Linked DNA regions of Homo sapiens: region 1 is linked to region 2. The links are chromatin loops, found by intact Hi-C in ENCODE. Cell type or tissue: ovary. All regions are shown on one strand.

Region 1 (4,000 bases), 60 kb after region 2:
TTCCTTCTCTGGCCCTCTGTTTTCTCTGCTGTGAAGTAAAAACCTTAAACTCTGGTTTTCCCTGGTTTCCATGGTGCCATAGGGGGTCCAGGAAGTTCCTTAGGGTCACTTGGGGGCTAATGGGGTTGAGTTTGTGGACCAGGCCTCTGCCTTGCCTTATCCTGCATTCCTTTTTTTTTTTTGAGACAGAGTCTCGCTCTGTCACCCAGGCTGGAGTGCAGTGGCGCCATCTCGGCTCACTACAAGCTCTGCCTCCCGGGTTCACACCATTCTCCTGCCTCAGACTCCCCAGTAGCTGGGATTACAGGCGCACACCACCACGCCTGGCTAATTTTTGTTGTATTTTTTTAGTAGAGACAGGGTTTCACCATGCTAGCCAGGATGGTCTCAATCTCCTGACCTCGTGATCTGCCCACCTCGGCATCCCAAAGTGCTGGGATTACAGGTGTGAGCCACCGCGCCTTGCCTCCTGCATTCCTTTTTTAACTTGTTGGTGTTCTACATTTGATTTCATTTAAGGAAGGGTTTCTGCTGCTCAAACATTTTGACAGCTGGTAGCCTAGATAGTCTCTCCTGCTCAGCGAGTCTGAAAGTTGACCACCCGCAGCCTGCTTCGTCGGCTGAGAATTGGGCCCAAGCACAGCCAACTTTGATGAGTGGAGATAGATCACTCAGACTATGTGATCAAATCAAAAAAAGAATTACGGGCTTAACAAAATAAATTGCAATTTGTAGAATTGAAGGCAGCACATGAATGGTTAAAGAAAAATGTCCTATTCCAAATCCATATTAACTACTGTGCTCCCAGGTCCATGACCGGCACGGGCTGAGGGAGGGGGAATACAACAGGGGCATGGCACATGCTCCCTGCAACCCCACTCACCTTCCCTGTCCAACCAGAGGCTGCACAGTGCCTCAGGGCATCAGGACTCATGCCCAACTGTAGAGACATAGAAAACAGCACGGAGTGAACATCCATTGCCAGGGAGGCATGCTTCACTGATAAACGGCCGCCTGGGCTTCTATTGTGGAGAACACTTTGAGATGCCAGCACCGAATGACAGGATCAGTTGAAGGATCACATTGCAAGGTCCTGAGTCCAAAATGATGACATTTTCTTAGAAAACCTATCACAAGGGAATGTTGTGGATTTGAGACATTCCTCGTGTTATTGAATTCCCAGCAAGACCCCCGCTGTGTACAACTCCAGGACACCTTGTGCAACACAGCAGCCTGGTCCTCGGGGCCCTGGAAGATCAAGCTCAAGACTTTTCCACCCCAAAGTAATAGTGGTGCTTTATTAATAAAAACATAGCAGAAGGTGCAATTTATTTAGAAGACACTAGCCCCAGGCTGTTCTGAGTTCATAACATTTACACACACACGCTACAGAAAGTCAGATCGCTAACGGAAATAGTGAAGCTGACTCACAGCATCAGTTTAAATGTGATCACAATAGGATATTATTTTTAAATGAAACAATTTTTTTCCAGCTTTATTAAAGTAGGATTGGCCAATAAACATTGTATATATTTATGGCATCCAACGTGATGTTTTGATATGTGTACACACTATGAAATGATTACCACACTCAAGCTGATTAACCCATCCACCACCTCACACAGTCACCTTTTTTGTGTGTGGTGAGAACACCGAGTTCTACTCTCGGCAAATTTCGAGTACACAAGTCGTTCTTACCAGCTGTTGTCACCATGCTGTACATTAGAGCCCAGGGCCGCCGCCTCCTGTAACTAACAGTTTATAGTGCCCTTTGACTGGCATCTCCCCTCCACCCAGCCCCTGGCACCCTCCGTTCCACTCTCTGCTTCTATGAGCATGACCTTTTTAGGAACACACATAGGTGGAAGTGCCCAGTCCGGCCTTCGGATCGCCTCTTCTTCCTCCTGTCGGCAATGGGGGGATGGTCCCCAGTGCCTCCCAGTGCCTTCCCTCCCTGTGGCCCATGAAGAAGAGGAACCCCGGCCACTGCACTTTATAAGGCCTGGCTGCCCATGCCTGGGGGAATGAGGGCAGAGAGTAGGGTGACGAGGTGATAGCTCCGGGGTGGGCCACTGTCCTCTCGTGCCTCCTGAGCTCTCTCTGAACCTGACCCTTAAGAGCATGTTGGAATCCGCTCTCAGCTTGTGTCACTGCTGCTCTGCAGGACTGGGCCTCATCTCCTCTCCCTCGCCCCTCATCCTCCTTGCTCGGCAGATCATGAACCTTCTTCCCCTGCAAATGTGAATGAAAGGGAATGCCGTGAACCGGTACCTCAGCTTAGTAGATGAACACACTGAGGCCCAGAAAGGTGGAGTACTTCCCCCAGGATCCTTAGGCCTTTAGCAGAGGAGTCAGTATTTCAACCTATCTCTGTCTGACTCCAAGCTTGAGCATCTCCCACCATGGACCTTGCCTCCCAGGCGCCGTGGAAGCCTCTGCGTCATGCAGCCTGCAGAGATGGTCAGCAGGGATAACAGGTGTGCCAGTTGCTTCTCCTCCGGCTGTGCTGCATCCTGGAAGAGTCGGTGCCAATGTCCTGGCCCCTGCTCTTGCAGAACAGCCCATAGCCTCAGAGGCTTCTTCACAAGTGAGATTGGGTTTTTATTTCCAGCCACATATGTGAAACTAGAAGAAATATCTTGGAAGGTGATGACACGAGGGCCATTGTTCCCAACAAATGTGCGAGGATTTCAGAGTGTTTGCTGATTCAGAACACAAGTGCGTTTGCGGGATGGTGGACACATTGAACTGAAAGCTTACAGAGACTGCTGCATTCAGGAACCCACATCCTTCAGAGACATCTGTGCTGGGCACCTCCTTCCAGAAGCAGATATCCTTTCCCTACTCCGCTGTCTTGGCAGGGCGTGCGTTCTCATGCTCCTGCACCTCTCAGGCTTGGCTTTGCACATGTTCTATCTGAGCATTCTTAAAGAGGGTCCACAGTTTGTTCATTTCAGGGAGGCCGTCCCAAACCATCTGGACTTGTCCACTCATAGGCCTTCTCCCTCTCTCACTTGCCTGTTTGATTTCAGCACAGCCCCTTTTCATCTCTGATGTTAATGTGTTTTCTTACTTCTTTATAGAAATTTTTTCCATCCTCAGAAAAAAAATGTGAGCTTTCTGAGACCAATGGTCCTGTGTATATTGTTCTCTGCTGTGTTCCCCTAAATAGTATCTGGCACATGTAAGCATTTGATCATATGTATGTTATGTTGAATTAGATATTTGTACTTGGTCCATAGCTTGGGACTTAGTATGTTCAGAAGTTCAGAAAGAACAGGGTGGAAGAAATGAGGAGCCATCTGTCCTCTCATTGGGCGGAGATTCTCAAGGGTAGGGACCTTGCCCTTTGCTCATCCTCATCCTCAGATCCCAACACAAGACAGTGCCCTTTGCATGGGTGATATATTACCCCATAACATGCTGAGTTTACTGTGAAAATGTATGCGCCAGAGCAATTGAAAGATGAACTTCAATGCGTCGATCTTAGGAATTCTCCTTAGTTTTTATTTTTAATTATATTCTCTGTAATTCATAGTAGAATTGTGTATTAGGCAGTTCTCTCACTGCTATAAAGAAATACCTGAGACTGGGTAATTTATAAAGAAAAGAAGTTTAATTGGCTCATGGTTCTGCAGGCTGCACAGAAACTGTAGCTGCTTCTGCTTCTGAGGAGGCCTCAGGAAATTTACAATCATGGTAGAAGGCAAAGCGTTACCAAAGATGTCTTACATGGCAGGAGCAAGATGAAGGAGGAGAAGTGCTACACACTTTTAAACAATCAGATTTCATGAAAACTCATTCACTCACTATCACAAGGACAGCATCTAGGGGTGGTGCTAACCCATTCGTGAGAAGCTGCCCTCATGATCCAATCACCTCCCACCATGCCCTGCCTCCAACATTGGGGATTATAATTGAACATGAGATGTGGATGGGGACACAGATCCAAACCATATCAAAGTGTGTGGTTTTTTTCTTTTTGGGATTGTTTGCTTTT
Region 2 (4,000 bases):
ACTTGGTAAACAAAGGGAGGTGAGGCCGCTTGAGCAATGGTTTTTTAAGGCGCTGCTGAGGCCTGACCCATTCCTGCCTGAGGAAATGTCTACCAATCCAGTGGGTTAATCCTTCCTCCACCCTGCCCCACTCATCCCTTCCACTCATACTTCTGTCTTGCTGTTCCTGGAACTCATCTTGCTATTTCATGCCACTGTTGAAGATTTTCCTGAAATCCTTTCTTCTTCTCATCCCCTGGGAAATTTTTGTTATTCCTCATGTATATGCTCAGTGTCTTGTGCTTTTCAAAACTTTCCCTGATGGTCCCAAGAGGATGGAGTGGATTCTTCTCCCTGACCTTGTGCCTGACTCTGCCGCTGCACCCGTCACCCCCTTTTGATGTCTGCCAGGACCTGGGCATGCCTCTGCTAGGCAGAGGATCCTTGGGAGCAGAGCCATCACATCTGAAGTCCTCTACTCCTATCAGGGAACTCAGAAAATTTGAGGAGAACAGACCTAAATCCAGTAATGAGAATGCCCCTTTCACTGCTTCCCACGTGTGCACAGGCTGCACCAGCACTAAGGGCTTGCTCTGCCTCCCCCTTTTCCAGGCTGATGTCTGACCACTCACCCCATCTTTTCAATCAGCTTTCGTCAGGCAGGCTGAGATCGCTGTACAATCACTGAGATCCTGCTTCCCTAGTTACCGTCATGTGGCAATTTTATCTCCACCTGATTACATCTAAGATGCTTTGATTGAAGTTTGAATATTTCCAAACAGCTTAAACAAACATCAACAGACCATATTTTTCGTTCTCCTCCTCAGAACCCTGTAGTACTTTCTCATCATGTTTGAAAAACTTCCTAGAGCCCTTACCCCAGCCTGTGAAGCCCTGCATGGCCAGCTCATGACCTCTCCTCTGACCCTGGCTTTCCCACTTTCTCTCCTTCCTACACAGCAGTCCAGCCATCCTTGCCTGCCTGCTGCTCCTGGGGACTGTCATGCATGTTTTTTGCCAAGGGCCTTTGCACATGCTGTTCTCTCTGCCTGAAATAACCATCCTCCTCATATCAGCATGGCATCTTCTGTCACTTTATTTATGGATCTGCTCTATTATCCTCTTTTTAGAAAGGCTTGCCCTGACCACCCTGTCTAAAATTGCAGCTCCTGCCCCCAACACAATCACTATCACCTTACCTGATGTAGAAGGAAGAATAACTGCTCCTCAAATATAACTGTGTCTTAAATGTTGGAATCTGTATACATTACATGGCAAAAGGGACTTTTTAGATGAGATTAACTGAAGGATTTGAGATGGGGGAGAGCATCCTGGATTGTACAGGTAGCCTTTAATGTAATCAGAGTCCTCATAAGAGGGAGGCATTTGGTTTTCTGTTCCTGTGTTAGTTTGCATGGGGTAATGGCCTCCAGCTCCATCCATCTTGCTGCAAAGAACATGATCTTCCTCTTTTTATGGCTGTGTAGTATTCCTTGGTGTATATGTACCATATTTTCTTTATCCAGTCTATTGTTGATAGACATTTAGGTTGGTTCTAGGTCTTTGCTATTGTGAATAGTGCTGCAGTGGACATTTGTGTGCATATGTCTTTATAGTATGATTTATATTTCTTTGGGTATCACTTATAAGTGGGAGCTGAACAATAAAAACACATGGACATAAAGAGGGGAACAACAAACACTGGGTGGAGGGAGAGGATCAAAAAGCTACCTATTAGGAACTATGCTTACTACCTGGGTGATGACATAATCTATACACCAATGCCCTGTGACATGCAGTTTACCTAAGTAACAAACCTGAACTTGCACCCGGAACCTAAAATAAAAAATAAATAAAAGGGGATGCATAAGGGTGAGAGAAGATGTGACAACCAAAGCAGAAGTCGCAGTAATATGGGATCACAAGCTGAGGAATGTGACACCTCTGGAAGCTGAAAAGACAAGCAGACAGATTTTCCCCAAGATCTTCCAGAAGAAACACAGTCCTGCTGACAGCAGGATTTCAGCCCAGGGAGACTTCCAGGACTGTAAGATAATAAATTGATATTATTTAACCTACCAAGTATATGGCCATTTGTTATAGCAGCACCTGGAAATTCATACACCTGGATTTACTTTCATTCATAGAATTTACCACTTTTTTTTTTTTTTGGGACAGAGTCTTGCTCTGTTACCCAGGCTGGAGTGGAGTGCAGTCGTGTGATCTTGGCTCACTGCAACCTCTGCCTTCTGGGTTCAGGTGATTCTTCTGCCTCAGCCTCCCAAGTAGCTGGGATTACAGGCATGCACCACCACTCCTGGCTAATTTTTGTATTTTTAGGAGAGATGGGGTTTTGCCATGTTGGCTAGGCTGGCTGGAACCCCTGACCTCAAGTGATCCACCTGCCTCAGCCTCCCACAGTGCTGGGATTACAGGCATGAGCCACTGTACCTGGCCAGAATTTACCACTTTCTGCCATTGAATTGCAGATTTGTCTCCTTGCACCAGAAGGTCAGCTCCCCTGTTGTAGGTTCATTGTGTGTTTTGTTCACTGTTGGTTCCCGGTACGTAGTAGAGGGCCTGGAAGGCAACATATACTCAGTCATCATTTCAACAAGTGTATACCCACTCAGTAAAAATGTATTTATTCTCCCCAAAATATTTTTTGAATGAGTGACTAATGGAAGCTTTTCATGATAGATGCCTGCCACAGCTTGGTCAGCCCCCTTTCTGTGTAAACATCAACAATTTCCTGTAGAGAGGGTGATCTCATTTCCCACTCCCTCAGAGAGCTCCCTACCCATACTCCCACTACTCAATGTAGGTCATTCATTCATGCATATATGTCATTATCTTGAGTGAGTACTTAACACAGCACTACCTGCCTGGCACCTGGATTCAGCAATGAACAAGACTGTGGCTCTTTGTTAAGGGGTCATCTGGTTACCTGGATTATTTCTGTACTAAGGAGAGACAAACTCAGAAATAATCGCCATCATTATATGCTGATTATATAATAGTCTTATTCCAAGAAAAATCTTAGAGAGATGTTAGCTCATTGTACAGATGAAGAAACTGAGATTCTGAGATGTTAAGTGACTAGGTTGAAGGCCCATGGCTGGACCAGGGGATTGGGTGGCCACTCTTCAGTGGCTTCTGTTTACTGAGTTGCCCTTTTGCTACGTCACTGTCTATGGCCGTCATCCTGACTTGGGGATGCAGGCATCACTACCTCCATTTTATTAAATGGAAAATCAAGGCTTGGAAGTTAACTTACGTCCTCAGGTTCACACTGACTCAAATAGTGGGGCTGGGTTTAAAACTTTGTTTAAACCTTTGTCCAGGGAACACCAAACCCTCCTTTTCATCCATGGCCTGACTCTCTCCCCATCAACAGATAGGACCTCTCTCTGCTGCAGCCCAATGACCCATACCTCAGATGCTTACAGAATCAGGCAGGAAACAGAGATGCATAAACTGGGCCAGGTGTGACAGTGGTGAATCAGAGAATATTGTGGAAGGGCATCGCAGGCCCAGATTTTTTTGGCAAATCTTCCAATTTCTTGCGGTTTTAACGTGTTCCCCAAAGTTTATGTGTTGGAAACTAAATTTCTAATGAAACAGTGTTGAGAGGAGAGGCCTAATAAAAGGTGATTAGGCCATGAAATCTCTGCCCTTATGAAGGGACTGCTGTCATTATCATGGGAGTAGATTAGTTATCACAAGAGTGAATTACAAAAGCAAGCTTAGCCCCCTCTTGCTCCTTTGTTATCTTGCGCTCTCCTGCCCTTCCTCTGTGGGATGATGCAGAAAGAAGGCCCTCATCAGATGCCAGCACCTTAATTTTGGACTTCTTAGCCTCCAGAACTGTGAAAAAATAATTAAAAATAAATAAATTACCCAGTCTGTGGCATTCTGTGATAGCAACACAAAACAGACTAAGGCATATCAGAAACCAGGATTTGGGGGTGACATTGTCTAATTTTTAAATACTGTAACTTATTCAAAACAATTTTAATCA

What was found. Peaks named below come from ENCODE experiments on the same cell type or tissue, not always from the same donor. Only the 100,000 strongest peaks of a DNase experiment are listed, where the experiment ranks them.
Region 1: a loop joins it to region 2, with 4 times the contacts of the local background. A loop is called at or near these places in 1 of 110 quality-filtered maps.

The regions. Positions count from the first base shown.
Region 1 is chr4:5,191,087-5,195,086 of GRCh38, forward strand. The region is part of intron 3 of STK32B (serine/threonine kinase 32B); the gene reads left to right. Among named protein-coding and RNA genes, the nearest start is that of STK32B, 140 kb to the left of the region's middle. In ovary, no CTCF peak of the experiment used is centred here; a DNase peak (open chromatin) is centred at 1,885.
Region 2 is chr4:5,130,662-5,134,661 of GRCh38, forward strand. All of the region lies in intron 1 of STK32B (serine/threonine kinase 32B), which reads left to right. Among named protein-coding and RNA genes, the nearest start is that of STK32B, 81 kb to the left of the region's middle. RefSeq lists a silencer at 2,601-2,895 and an enhancer at 3,360-3,958. In ovary, no CTCF peak of the experiment used is centred here; no DNase peak of the experiment used is centred here.